Linked DNA regions of Homo sapiens: region 2 is linked to region 1. Evidence: chromatin loops called from intact Hi-C (ENCODE). Cell type or tissue: HCT116. All regions are shown on one strand. Each heading gives the region's core, and the rest is flanking DNA. Links, peaks and the distances in the headings are about the cores only.

Region 1 (7,013 bases), core at 1,022-6,021:
GCTGGGATTACAGGCATGTGCCACCATGCCCGGTTAATTTTTGTATTTTTAGTAGAGACTGGGTTTCACCATGTTGGTCAGGCTGGTCTCGAACTCCTGACCTTGTGATCCACCCGCCTCAGCCTCCCAAAGTGCTGGGATTACAGGCATCAGCCACCGTGCCTGGAGTAAGGGCTCTCTTTATCAGAAGGGCATTACGCTTGACCTCCAAATTTGGCTGACAATCTACTGATAAGATGCATAGTCTTTGTGTTGCGCTGGTATTTTGACATGTTTGCTGGGTCCTGAGCCACATCCTGGAAGGCTAACATAATTTCTGGATCCTGCATGGCTGCAAGAATCTCTGGATCACTAAGAATTTCATTGAGTCCGGGGATTCTGGCCATTCCAGCCATGCCCCCTCCCATTCCAGACATTCTTCTGGGACAATTACCAGGCACTCCCGCAGGAAAGCCACTTGGAAAAGAGCAGTACTGAGCTCCTGACTGTCTTCTGGCTTCTTCCTCCCTCTGGGCTCTCTCATGCTCTTCTTGAGCCTTCTTAACTCTTTCTATTCTTTCTTTGATCTCTTGTTCTTCACGTTTTCGCTCATACTTTCTCCGATGTTCTGCAATTTTCTGTGCCCCAGGTTGAACTTCTTTCAGCATTGCACTAGCATCTTCATCATAATCCAATTGAAGGGAAAGTCTGTGTGCTTTCTCTCGACACTTGTAAGGCTGAGCTGAATCAGGAATTATTTCTTTTCTTTTCTTTTCTTTTCTTTTTTTTTTTTGAGATGGAGTCTCGCTCTGTCACCCAGGCTGGAGTGCAGTGGCACGATCTTAGCTCACTGCAAACTCCACCTCCCGGGTTCAAGCAATTCTCTGCCTCAGCCTCCCGAGTAGCTGGGATTACAGGCGCCTGCCACCACACCCAGCTAATTTTTGTATTATTAGTAGAGACGGGGTTTCACCATCTTGGCCGGGCTGGTCTTGAACTCCTGACCTCGTGATCCACCTGCCTCGCCCTCCCAGTGCTGGGATTACAGGCGTGAGCCACCGTGCCTGGCACAGTCTCGGATGGCAGCATTTGGCTTCTATAATTTGACGAAGACACCAGCCGTCTTGGCATACAAAATGGCCAAGTGAGGATTCAGCTTGATGGCATCTGGGAACAAGTCAATGGCTGTCTGCAGTTCACCATCATTTAGGGCTTCAATAGCAGCCACTTTCTCATTTGCCTGATCCATCATCTCCTCTGTTATCTCTGCATTCTCATCTCCCATTTCTTGAGGGGCATCAGTGCCTGGTTCAACCACACCTTCATTATCAATTTCTAGATCACTTTCCTCGCTTGATGGTTAGTCTGCCTTTAAGTCTTCCTTCACCTTCTTACTATCAGGTTTTTCTTCCTTGGTATTTTCTTCTGATTTAGCTTTCTGAGTAGCAGGTGGTACTTTACCCGCCATGCTCTCCACCCTCTCCCTTAGGAAATGCATTTTCTCGGCGTGCGGAACGCTCGGATCCTGCTTACACGTTTTCACAAAGGCCCGAAGCTCGTTCACTTTGCGGGGGTCCATGGTCGGGAGGCGGTGGGCAAGGCTGAGGGGCTGCGGCCCGGTTCCAGGCCCAGGCGCTGGCTCGGTGTGACCGTGCAGAAGGCGACTTTTGGTAATTATTATTAGGCGTTTTCCCTCGTCCAGACCTGAGACCTGAATTCAGCCCCCATGGGACAGAGTGAGGCACCATCGACCTCATGGAGATATTTCAGGGCTGACATTATATGATGCACATGAACATGGATTGCGAATGAAGGTAAGGTAAAGACTAGAGAAAGCTATCTCCAGATTGCTTTTCAAATATGCCCAGACCTTGATTCACATTTTAGGGGATAAAAGCAGGGTTCTTTTTTTCTTTTCCTCACATTCTATGATCCAATTAAATAGGTATCCAAAGTTGTATGAATAATCATTGTTTCCTGTAGTTTTAAAACTGTATTTTCATTTTGGTTCTTTTATTTATTTATTTATTTATTTTTTGGAGACAAGGTCTCACTCTGTCGCCCAGGCTGGAGTGCAGCGGTATGATCTCAGCTCACTGCAACCTCTGCCTCCTGGGTTCAAGTGATTCTCCTGCCTCAGCCTCTTGAGTAGCTGGGATTACAAGCGCGGGCCACTAGGTTCAAATAATTTTTGTATTTTTAGTAGAGATGGGATTTCACCATGTTGACCAGGCTGGTTTCGAACTCCTGGCCTCAAGCGATCCACCTGCCTCGGCCTTCCAAAGGCTGGGATTACAGGCATGAGCCACCGCGCCTGGCCCTGTATTTTCATTTTGATTAGGGCAAAAATGCAACCTTTAAATCTTTTTTCCAACTTTTATTTTAGATTCAAGGGGTACAGGTGCAGGTGTGTAAGCTGGACATATCATGTGATGCCGAGCTTTGGAGTACAAATGGTTCCTTCCCCCAAGTGCTGAGCACAGTACCCTATAGTTTTTCAACCCTTGCCCTTCTCCCTCCCCCATCTAGAAGTCCCCAGTGTCTATTGTTCCCATCTTTATGTCCATAATTACCCAATGTCTAGCTCCCACTTATAAGTGAGAAGATGCAACCGGCCAGGTGCGGTGGCTCACGCCTGTAATCCCAGCACTTTGGGAGGCCGAGGCAGGTGGATCACCTGAGGTCGGGAGTTCGAGACCAGCCTGACCAACATGGAGAAACCCCGTCTCTATTAAAAATACAAAATTAGCCGGGCGTGGTGGTGCGTGCCTGTAATCCCAGCTACTTGGGAGGCTGAGGCAGGAGAATCACTTGAACCTGGGAGGCCGAGGTTGCCGTGACCCAAGATGGCGCCATTGCACTCCAGCCTGGGCAACAAGAGCAAAACTCCATCTCAAAAAAAAGTGAAATAATGCATATTTGGTTTGTTTTCGGTTCCTGTATTAATTCACTTAGGATAATGGCCTCCAGCTGCATCCAGGTTGCTGCAAAGGACACGACACCTTTAAATCTTTATTTTCCCTGGTTTGGCTTTGGAAACAACAGGTTACAGCCTTTCTGAAGCCCCATCCCATTCTTCATTCTTTCCCAGTTTATTAACCCACAGGTGACACCAATGGCCTCTGAGAGCCTCGACCCTTGAACCCTGAGCAGACGCCCAGGAACCTGTGCCCGGCACATTCGCAGGGCAGAGCGAATTCACATCAAGCTCCCAAACATACATTGTTGTTGTTGTTGTTGTTGTGTTATGTAATTTCAGTTATTATTTAATTTACAAGCTGTGAGCACACAGAGCCACTCTGGTTCTGCCCTTGGATCGCCGCTCGCGCGCTGCCGAGGCCCACCTGGGCATCCCAAAGTGCTGGGATTACAGGCGTGAGCCAACGCCCCCCGCCGGAATAGCTTTTTTTTTTGAGACGTAGTCTCGCTTTTTCGCCCAGGCTGGAGTGCAGTGGCACGATCTCGGCTCACTGCAAGCTCCGCCTACCAGGTTCATGCCGTTCTCCTGCCTCAGCCTCCCGAGTAGCTGGGACTACAGGCGCCCGCCACCACGCCCGGCTAATTTTTTGTATTTTTAGTAGAGACGGGGTTTCACTATGTTAGCCAGGATGGTCTCGATCTCCTGACCTTGTGATCCGCCCACCTCGGCCTCCCAAAGTGCTGGGATTACAGGCGTGAGCCACTGCGCCCGGCCCGGAATTGCTCTTAGGAGTCACACCTCCTGAGTCTCCTGCTCTCTCCAGCCTTGCGTTGCCTTTCTGGCCTCAAGGCCCCCGCCTTGGAAAAAGTCCGCGTCCCCACGCTGCCTCTGCAAGCCTGGGTGCGAGCGAGGTCCCCCTTCGCTTTGCTTTCCTGTTACGCGCGGTCGCCCTCTAGTGACAACAAGGAAGCACTGCTACGTTCGGACGCGAAGCCTTCCACCGCTGCGGCTCTGGGCTTTTGGTCTGCGCAGGAGAGCTCCGCGGCCCCACAGTGCACCTCATCCGGGCCCTGGTGGGGAGCATCATTGGGTGCCCTTGGCTCTTCCGCAACACGAGTCCTGGGGCCGACTCCCCAGAGGAAGGCTGGTCTGATGCAAACACTGGATCATGTTGACTGAGCCCCCAGCGGCTCCAGAGCAGAAGACTTGTCTGGAAGTCCTGCGGGCTTAGGAAACCCCATCTTTTGTTGGCAGGTGGGAAAAGTGTTCAGAGATGGGGCCGGGTGCGGTGGCTCACGCCTGTAATCCCAGCACTTTGGGAAGCCGAGGCGGGCAGATCACTTAAGGCCAGGAGTTCGAGACCAGCCTGACAAACATGGCAAATCTTCGTCTCTATTAAAAATACAAAAATTAGCCCGGTTTAATGGTGCACGCCTGTAATACCAACTACTTGGGAGGCTGAAGCAGGAGAATCGTTTGAACCCAGAAGGTGGAGGTTGCCGTGAACCGAGATCGCGCCACTGCACTCCAGCCTGGGCAACAGAGCCAGATTCCGTCTCAAAAACAAAAACAAAAGAAAACTGTTCAGGGAGACAAGGATATCAGAGGGGGCTCCACCAGTGACTACGAGGCCTGCCCCCTGCCCTCCCTGAGGGCACCTCCATTATAGACCCTGAAGACAGGGAGAGCAGAACTCCTAGGTCCCAGAACAGTCTCCTCCGAGCTAGTCAGAACTACCTTGCCCCCCACCACCCTTCCCACAGGCACAGCCACAAGAAGCAAGCACCTTCTGCACCCAGCAAACCCGCAAGCATCCAGGCAGGGGAGAGACTTCCAAGGGGAAGGAGGTTTTGGTGGCCAAAACAGACCCTGAGTTAGCTTAGTGGCCAGAGAAACTGAGGGTCTGCAGAAGGCCAGGTGGGCCTGGTCAGCGCACCTGAGTCGTCACAGTCTTTGCCGAGGTCACCCCTTCAACTTTTGAAATACATTTTCTCCATCATCATTGTGAAGATCTCTCAAAACTGACAATAGCTTCAATGCCTGTTTTAGTTGATGTGTTTTGCCTGCAGACATGTGAAAGTTTTCTGCCTGAATATCACAGTGTGCCATTCTCAAGTGCAATGATCAGACTAGCTGTCATGCTGGCTGAGTCAGGGTATTTAACTCTGGTATTAAATCTGGATAAAAGTCACCCATCATCTCAGTTTGGGGCTCTGAAGAATCAGGTGGAAAACAGCCCTCCCATGGCCTGTGAAAGCGTCCTGGGCAAAAATGCAGTGGAATCAATAAGCCAGCTGGTGGAGCTCCCGCCTGGAACCAGGGCTCCTTATGTTGTTGTTCATGAGTGGGCTTCAGGTTGTGACCCCCTGAAACTGAAATGTATAGGTATTTACTAGGGAGAGGGTTCCCAACTTTTACTGGAGTTTCCAAGGAATCTATATACAAACCAATTTGGAACTACTTCCCTAGAAACTCCCATTACCCACAAGTGAAATAATAAACCGATTTTTCCTGAAGTGTAAAAGGTTCATCACGAAACTAGAATTGTTAGCAATGAAAGCAAAGCTTTAAACTTGACAATGGTCGATCTCCCAAGCTGGGCCTTGAAATTCCCATCAGAGTTATATATGTGGATTTATAAAGTGCAGTCTGAGCCCCCGTGATCACAAAATGGCAAATGATTTTGTCCTCGGGGGCCTGGTGTCTCTGATGGGTACTCAGTAGTAGGAGTGTCTATTCCCTTAGGGAGGAGGGTGGACCTCAGTGGATCCATGGACTTGGTCCCAAGATCGTTAGAGATGTTAGATTTGTCCCTTAGAAGATCACTTCTATATATCGGAGGCAGTGACTCATGCCTGTAATCCCAGTACTTTGGGAGGCTGAGGTGGGCGCATCACTTGAGCTCAGGAGCTCGCGACTAGCCTGGGCAACTTCGCAAAACCCGTCTCTAAAAAAAAAAAAAAAAAAAAAAAATTAGCCTGGTGTAGTAGCACACACCTGTAATCGCAGCTGCTCAGGAGGCTGAGGCATGAGAACCATTTGAACCTGGGAGGCGGGGATTGTAGTTAGCAGAGATCGAGCCACTGCACTCCAGCCTGGGCAACAGAGTGAGACTCTGTCTCAAAAAAAAAAAAAAAAAGACGGTCACATCTACGGAAGGGTTTTGTTCACTTCAGCCAGAGCTAAGTGATGGCTGACAATTTCCACTTGTCTGACGCCCTCATGATGTTTTTTTGTTTGTTTGTTTGTTTGTTTGTTTTTTGAGATGGGGTCTCGCTCTGTTGCCCAGGCTGGAGTGCAGTGGCACAATCTCAGCTCACTTTAACCTCCGCCTCCTGGGTTCAAGCGATTCTTCTCCCTCAGCCTCCTGAGTAGCTGGGATTACAGGTGCCTGCCACCACGCCTGGCTAATTTTTGTATTTTTAATAGAGGTGGGGTTCTATCATGTTGCCCAGGCTGTTCTCGAACTCCTGAGCTCAAGTGATCCGCCCACCTCAGCCTCCCAAAGTGCTGGGATTACAGACAAGAGCCACTGCGTCCGGCTTCAAGATGTTTATGATTAGGACCCAAACTGGTCCAACTTTCTTTCTCATTCTCCCATTCATCTGACCCTGATCCTCCTCTACTCTTCACCCTTAACATATTTATATCTGCTTAGAATTCAGCAAAGCGAAACTCTGCATCCTGAAAACCTGAGCAGGCATTTTGGACCACATGTTCATGGCAACATAATCTGGATCATATTCACTGGGTCTGTGGTAGGGAACGTTCTCACTTTGCATTAAGAAAAGGACAACCAGATACCAACTTTTAGAAAATGAAATTAAAAATTTTAGCAAAGCATTTAAACTATTTTCTTTTTTTTTTTTTTTTTGAGATGGAGTCTCGCTCTGTCACCCAGGCTGGAGTGCAGTGGCGCAATGTCGGCTCACTGCAACGTCCACCTCCCAGGTTCAAGCAATTCTCCTGCCTCAGCCTCCTGAGTAGCTGGGACTGCAGGCGTGCACCACGTCCAGCTAATTTTTTCGTATTTTTAGTAGATACGAGGTTTCACCATGTTGGTCAGGCTGGTCTCGAACTCCTAATCTCAAATGGTCCACCTGCCTCGGCCTCC
Region 2 (7,013 bases), core at 1,069-6,068, 120 kb before region 1:
ATAAAATGCATTGGTTTTATGCTGCAGCCTCCACGCACAAGACCTTGGTACTTAGTAGGAGCTGAAAACACACTGGCATTAACAGCATTATTAGGAGTATTTTTACCTACTGGATACCGCAGAATATGTTTTCTTTTCTCTTCAGCATCATCAGTCCGTAAATGGTTATGTCGTGTGCATGACGCAGCCAGTGTAAGTGGTCAGAATCTTAGAAAGAAGTAGGACTCTCTAAGTCGCGTCTCAGTCAGTCATTTGAAACTTGGAATGCATTTTTCACAGGATGTTTGGGAATAGCCCACAGACACCTGCTTAGCCCCAAAGATAGCATACCCACAGAGTACTGAAGTAGTACACGTTTGTAATCCTAAAATAGTAGAAAACTTTTATTTTACTCATTCAGTTATTACATTTTTTATAATTAAAATAGACATTTTGAGTTGAAAATTAAATGAGTTTTTTTTCTTTTTCTTTTAATTTTTTTTTTTTTTTTTTTCCTGAGACAGGGTCTCACCCTGTCACCCAGACTGGAATATAGAGGCCTAATCATGACTCACTGTAGCCTCGACCTCACAGGCTCAAGTGATTCTCCGACCTCAGCCTCCTAAGTAGCTGGGACCATGCGCACGTGCCACCACAGCCAGCTAATTTTTATATTTTTTTTGTAGAGAATAGGATCTCCCTATGTTGTCCAAGCTGGTCTTGAGCTCTTGGACTCCACCCACCTTGACCTCCCAAAGTGCTGGGATTAAGGCGTGAGCCACCCCACCCAGACTAAAAGGGATTTTATTATCTTGAATATTAGCATTTGAGGAAAAGTAAGTTTAACTACAAGAAATGAATGAGAAGCGCTGTATAAATTCTGAAGGACACTTTTTGGTCGATTTTCAAGAATTTGGGTGGCTGAAGCCACTTGTGGCTTTCCTTTTCCCTGATGCTGGTTTCAGCACCACTTTTATACTTTACTTTTGTAGTTGGGGTTTTGTTTTGATACACAGATGCAATGGGGGAAGAAAAGGAGAAAATTTCTATTTCATGTAGCTGGACAAGACTTAGACAAGAAAATGAAGGCTGAAGTTGGTGAAAGAGGACGTATGTGTATACACGAAGGTAGCCAGTGATTACCTATCCTTGGCAAACTCCCTACCTCCCTAAGCTTCAGCCTTACTCGTGAAGTAGGGACGAGAATCATGTCTCCGTCTTATGGATGTTGCCGGACCGAGTGAGAGGTTGCAGAGTATTATTATTAGGACACTAATAAATGTTAACCACTATTATTAATTATTAGTATTATTACTGTTTCCATTACCTACCTGCACAACCCCTGTGGGAGAAAGTGTGGCAATAGGGTCACCATACTGGGTTGGAGAGTTCCTTGGCCGTCCCCTAGGTGGTGCTGGTGACCCAGGGTAGCTGAAGCAGGTGACTACAAGGGTTGTCTTTGGGAAAGGTGGAGGCGGGTTATAAGTGACTAGTTAATGTTCCCATTCAGAGAGCTTATACATTGGTTTGTGGGCCAGAAACCAGGCTGAGAGTTGAGAATGAGCAGTGATGCTGCAGGTGGACCTGATGTGAGAATGCAGTGTGAGCAGTCAGTTTTGTTGTGATATATAGAACCTATATGGAGAAAGGGTAGTAGGGCACTGGAGAAAATTCATCTGAATAACCGTGCCTGTTGCAAATGCACAGGCTTTGCACAAGCAATCCAAGAAACTTAGACCTAAAGTTTAGTTTCCCTGCTTGTCCTGTTTACTGAATTAACCCTTCTCTCCTTTCCTTTGTTTTCTCCCCTTCATCCCACGTTACCCTCTTCCCCTCCCCTTATGTCTCAATATGCCTCTGCCTTTTGCATGAACAGCGTCAAATCATGTTTCCAGAACATGGAGATCTGCAAGCGTCGGGTGAATATGTATGACACGGTGAACCAGAGCAAAACCCCTTTCATCACGCACGTGGCCCCCAGCACGTCCACCAACCTGACCATGACCTTTAACAACCAGCTGACCACTGTCCACAACCAGGTAAGTGGGAAACAGAAGGGAAGGAGAGGCGGGGCTGCACAGTGTGAGCCTCAGGACTTGTATTTTCCATCATACCTAGTCAGGAGGCAAAATTCCTGCTGTCATGTTCAACAACTAAACAAAGTATTTGCATCCAAGGTTATTTCCTTTGAGGGACCCAGGCACATTTTGTGTTGACTTCTGGCCCCATTGACAGGTCCCAGAAAGGACTGGTGAGGGCCATTCTTTCTGAGATGGTTCCCCTTACTGCTTTCCTCTGTCCTGATGTGGGAATAGGGGGAAGGGGGTGCTATGATCCTTTTATGCCTGATATGTGCCTGGTAAAGAATTCTAGAACTGGCCAGGCACAGTGGCTCATGCCTATAACCCCAGCACTTTGGGAGTTCAGGGTGGGAGGATCACTTAAAGCCAGGAAGTTCAAGAGTAGCCTGGGCAACACAGTGAGACGCCATCTCTACAGAAAATACAAAAAATTAGCTGGGTATGGTGGTGCATGCCTATAGTCTCAGCTACTCAGGAGGCAGAGGTGAGAGAAGTGCTTGAGCCCAGGACTTCAGGGCTACAGTGAACTATGATTATGTCATTGCACTCCAGCCTAGGGGACAGAGTGAGACCCCGTCTCAAAAAACAAAGAAAAAGATCATGGAAACATGGATTTAATCTAAAAAAAATAAAGATTCTAGAACTGGGAAGGACTCAGGGAATCACCCAGTTCAGGCCCTTCCCCTCGTCCCCACATGGCTGGATCTACCTGATCTCCTTTTGGGACAGATAAACCCTGTCCTTTCTCCGAGTCATGGAGAAAATCAGTTCATCAGCCTGTCACCAGAATCCCAGCAGCTGGAACTAAATGGGATCAGGAAGCTAAGGTTTTCTTCCCACAGATTTCCAGGAAATTGGCAGAAGGAGCAGCTAACATACTGCTTGAAACTTGGATGACACCCAGGCAATATTTATTGAATGAATAATCTCCAAGTCTGAGCTGAGACTGCCTCTAGTGTCTAAGAAACTGTAACTCCTACTCCCATCTTTCAATCCTCCTAGTTCCCCTAAAGAAGGGCCCCCAGATTTTTGTTCTTAATATCAATCTGGAATGAAAAGACTTCTGTGTGGATGTGTGTGTACCTGAAATGTGAATACCTTATGTCCATTCTTTTTGAAAGGTCCCTCCTGTCACTGAAGAGTCACTGCCCCCTGCTTTTCAGCCGCTCCCCTTCCCACCCTTTTCCCCTAGGCCATCCTTGTGGCACATTGGCCTGCTCAGGCCTAGCTTTTCTTCCCAGCCTGCCATCTCCCTTTGCCCAAATTCTAGGAGACACCACCTGGTATCTGCTGCCCTCTGGGGGCCGTTTGCATTCTTGAAGCTCTCCTTAGGGTGAAAGAGCTGTTGGGAGTCCGAAAACTAACCTTGCCCAGCCCTAAGGCTAAAGCATCCATAGCCAGACCTGTGAGCTTCTTGACAAAAATCAGCATGGTTTTGTTCATTACCTCCTTGAAGACATTTGTTTCTCCCACCAGCCCTCATGAGGCACCTGGTCTTAACTCCCTAACCCCAAACTACCTGTCCCCATCTAACATCTGCCCCATCAGGTATCAAAGGCATCTGTGAAACAGGAGGAAGGAGCACCCCTCCAATGCAGGCGTCATGTCAAGTGGAGTCTCCCCAGCAGGCTGTCCTTCCCATGGATGTCTTTCTGCCAGGCTGGAGAACTGTGGTCCCTGACCAGACGCGGGGTGGGGGGCCACCGCCATCTTGCTGGTGATATGACAGCCAGCATATCCACTCCAAAGGGTGTCGCAAAGACTCTGCAAAACTAAAAGGGTTGCTCATCAAAAGGCAGTTGTCAAATAAGAACACCCGTCTTCTCCACGGCACTGAGACCATCCAGATCTGGCTTGGGACTGGGGTGAAGTAGGAGTAGCTGGTAACTTAGTGTGATGCTTGGGCCAGAGTCGTGGGTAAGGGAAAATGACATCCCACAAAAGCAAAGGGTCCAAGAACAGGATTTCTGTTCTCTTGCATTGGATTCTACTACTCCCTACTTTTGAATACATCAGGAAAAAAAAATTACTCAGGACACACCTAGCCTTAAGCACTAAGGCATGCTTTCCCTCCACTGATACTGTTGTTATTAAATAACATCATTACTAATAGCTAACACTTATTATGTGCCAGGCTTTACTAAGCGTACCATAACTCTTAATCCTCCCAGCAACGTTGTGAGATAGGTTTTATTATTATCATTTCCATTTTAGAGGAGGAAACTGAGGCACCGAGTGATTAATTCTCTTACCCAAGGCCCTTGCTCGTTCATGAGAGGTGGGCTTAGGCTTTGCAGCCAGCAATCTGGCTTCAGAGTCTGGACTCTTAAAATATACATACACAGCAGCATAAGTAAGTCTTAAGTAAGTCTTATGGAGGTCCCCAAATGCCTTTCCTAGGTGATGTCTGCTCTTTAAATCCAACAAGACTTCTTCTGTTCATTGCTGGTTCTAGTAGCTAGCTTTCTACATGAGCTCCTTGGAGCTGTTTGCCCATTTAGATATTTAGAAGCAATACAATATATGCATAGTTTTATGTTAGAAGTTGAAGGACATTAAACTACTTAAAGAATCTCTTGCTACCTTTAACATATATCCAGTAGACTAACCAAAGAACCATTTCCCAAATGATCATGAATCTACAATCTTTTAGGTCTCAAGGAAGCTGGGTCAATAATTCATAACCCGTTAAGTCTCAAGGCAGCTGACTTCCTCTACTTTCTAAAACTTTCAGGTTACCCAGTTGGTAACATGTTGAATAATAAGTCTTCTCTCAGCTATTCCTTGTTTATCATGTGGATCAGCAACTTCTCTAACATTTCCGTGGAATTCTATTATTTGGACCTAGCCTTCTACCAAGAATTTGAATTTGAGTTTATAGACCAAGCTCAAACCCCTTCCTTCTGGAACCATTTGAACGTCTACTACAACTGCTTCCAGGAATCACTTCTTCCATTTTTGGAAAACCTGTGTCATCAATAAACTTGCTTTTTCACTAGGCACAGTGGTGCACACCTGTAATCCTAGCTATTTGGAAGGCTGAAGTGGGAGGACCACTTGAGTCAGGAGTTCAAGTCCAGCCTGGGCAACATAGCAAGACCCCAGTCTCTGATTTTTTTTAACTTGTTTTTTCTTGTTATTACTATCTGTCAGCTGCAAGAGCTCTTCCCAGTTCTCTGTGTGCTCCTCTCTGGCAAGTGATAGGCTAGCTACCTTTCTGAGAGCTAAAGGAGGATATACAGAAGTAGAAAACTTTTTGTTGCCCTCACATGGGCTTCTTCAACTGGTCCTTAAGCAGGGTTCGAAACTAGGGGAAAACCTTATGCATGTCTGATGGTCACACTGGAGACTGGGTCCATATCAGGACACAAGTGCCATTTGTCCTTGAGTCTACAGAGCTGGAAGATTCAGCCTCTCAAGGAGCTCATGGTCTCCATGGTGAGACAGGCTGTAAGCAAAAATAGTTTAATCAAAATGCAGAATAGCATGTACTAGGGGCCAGGTAGACAAACAGATTATGTGTTACAGAATCGAGAGGAAGGAGAGACCACTGCAGGCTGGAGGAAAACACCACTAAGACACAGCCCCTCCCTCCCAGGAGACTTTAGGCTGGAAAGACCAACTGTACTGTAAGGCAGATTGTAACAGGAGCTGGGCTAGAAGGCTATATTGTACTGTGTGATAGCAAAGGAAGGAGCAATTCATTTCCATTAATGGTGTCTGAAAGGGTTTCACAATGGGGCATGTGGGACCCAGGCTAGGCCTTAAAGCCCAAAGGCTTGGAGAGAATGCTATGGGTCAGAGAGCTTGTATGAAGGGAAAGGCCTGTGCTCACAGTATGCTTGGAAAACAATGAGTAAACTAATCTTGGTGTCAGAAGAGTGGAGAGCAGAGGGAGATAAGTCTAGAAGGTAAGGTTGGCCAAACCAGGGAAAACAGGGCACTAGACCAGGCGCATACCATGTTCATCAAGCTGTAATTGGGATTTTGGAGCAGGGGTGCTGACATGCACAAAGGTGTCTTGTGGAAAGAATGATCTACCCTCTGTGCTCAAGAAGGCTGGAAGGGAAGTAGAGACCAGAACATTTCTAGTCAGGGCCTTATAGGTCCCAGGCACCAGGAAGTCACAACTGAAAAGAGTCAGTGGATTCCAGGGACATCAGGAAGGAAGCAGCAGCAGGAGCAGTGGCTGGCAAGAAAGTGGAACCACCGAGCAGAAGTTTGGGAACCTAGAGGATACAGGTGCCAGGACCCCCAGCAGGGACACCCACAGGGGCTAAGGGCTGGGGGGAGTCTAGATATGAGCAGACCATGGGGAATGTGGAGGGTTGAGGGGGAAGAAGCCTCCGGAAGAGATCGCGATATGGAGAAAACAGGAAATACAAGTCATGTCATCTGACAAAACACAGACACTGATGCCCACATATGTACACACGTGTCCCAAGCAGACTATGCGACGCTGCAAAAGCACACCCACTTTAAAATATGTGGCTTAAAATCAGACATCTGTGCCACTCAATTTCGTGATTATTTTCAAACAAATCAATTTGCTTTGCAATGAAATTTAGCACAAAATCTAAGTATAGAAAACATATGTAAAATAAGACTTTGTCCTTTTTATCAAATGTGACATCCATACACACCCTACTTGAAATTCTATTTGTGTCCAAGATATCTTCGTGGTTTCTTCCTATGTATTCCCTGGTCCTTGTAACTTCTAGAGGCAAAACCTCTTGTAGACAGTGCTGAATGTGAAACCACTGGTAACCACCTATCTTGCTAAAGGATCAGTATGAAGGCTAAGATAGGGGAAACTGGAGAATTCCAAAGTTGGAATTTATTTTCCTTATACAGCCTCATTTTTCATGCAAGTTCAGTCTCAAGTGATGTCTTTTTCTGAAAAAGAAAGGCAAGAGGACATAATGTCAATGGCTTGTGTTTGTCAAAGCCACC

The links. A loop is a pair of places that touch in the nucleus more often than their neighbours do. Peaks named below come from ENCODE experiments on the same cell type or tissue, not always from the same donor. Only the 100,000 strongest peaks of a DNase experiment are listed, where the experiment ranks them.
Region 2: it touches region 1 in a loop (6-fold over the local background); 37 of 110 quality-filtered maps call a loop at or near these places.

Annotation. Positions count from the first base shown.
Region 1 is chr7:139,496,999-139,504,011 of GRCh38, reverse strand. It overlaps the pseudogene ST13P17. Among named protein-coding and RNA genes, the nearest start is that of KLRG2, 17 kb to the right of the region's middle. In HCT116, for the core only: a CTCF peak has its summit at 3,846 (motif pointing left); a DNase peak (open chromatin) is centred at 3,811; H3K4me3 peaks cover 1,203 bases; H3K27ac peaks cover 466 bases.
Region 2 is chr7:139,615,406-139,622,418 of GRCh38, reverse strand. It overlaps HIPK2 (homeodomain interacting protein kinase 2), which reads left to right. Exons shown (of 15, transcript NM_022740.5): 7 at 1,856-2,018. LOC105375530 (a long non-coding RNA gene) reads right to left here. Exons shown (of 4, transcript XR_001745383.2): 4 at 6,866-6,956. Among named protein-coding and RNA genes, the nearest start is that of CLEC2L, 95 kb to the right of the region's middle. RefSeq lists an enhancer at 1,469-1,528. In HCT116, for the core only: CTCF peaks have their summits at 1,377 (motif pointing right) and 3,367 (motif pointing left); DNase peaks (open chromatin) are centred at 1,398 and 3,338.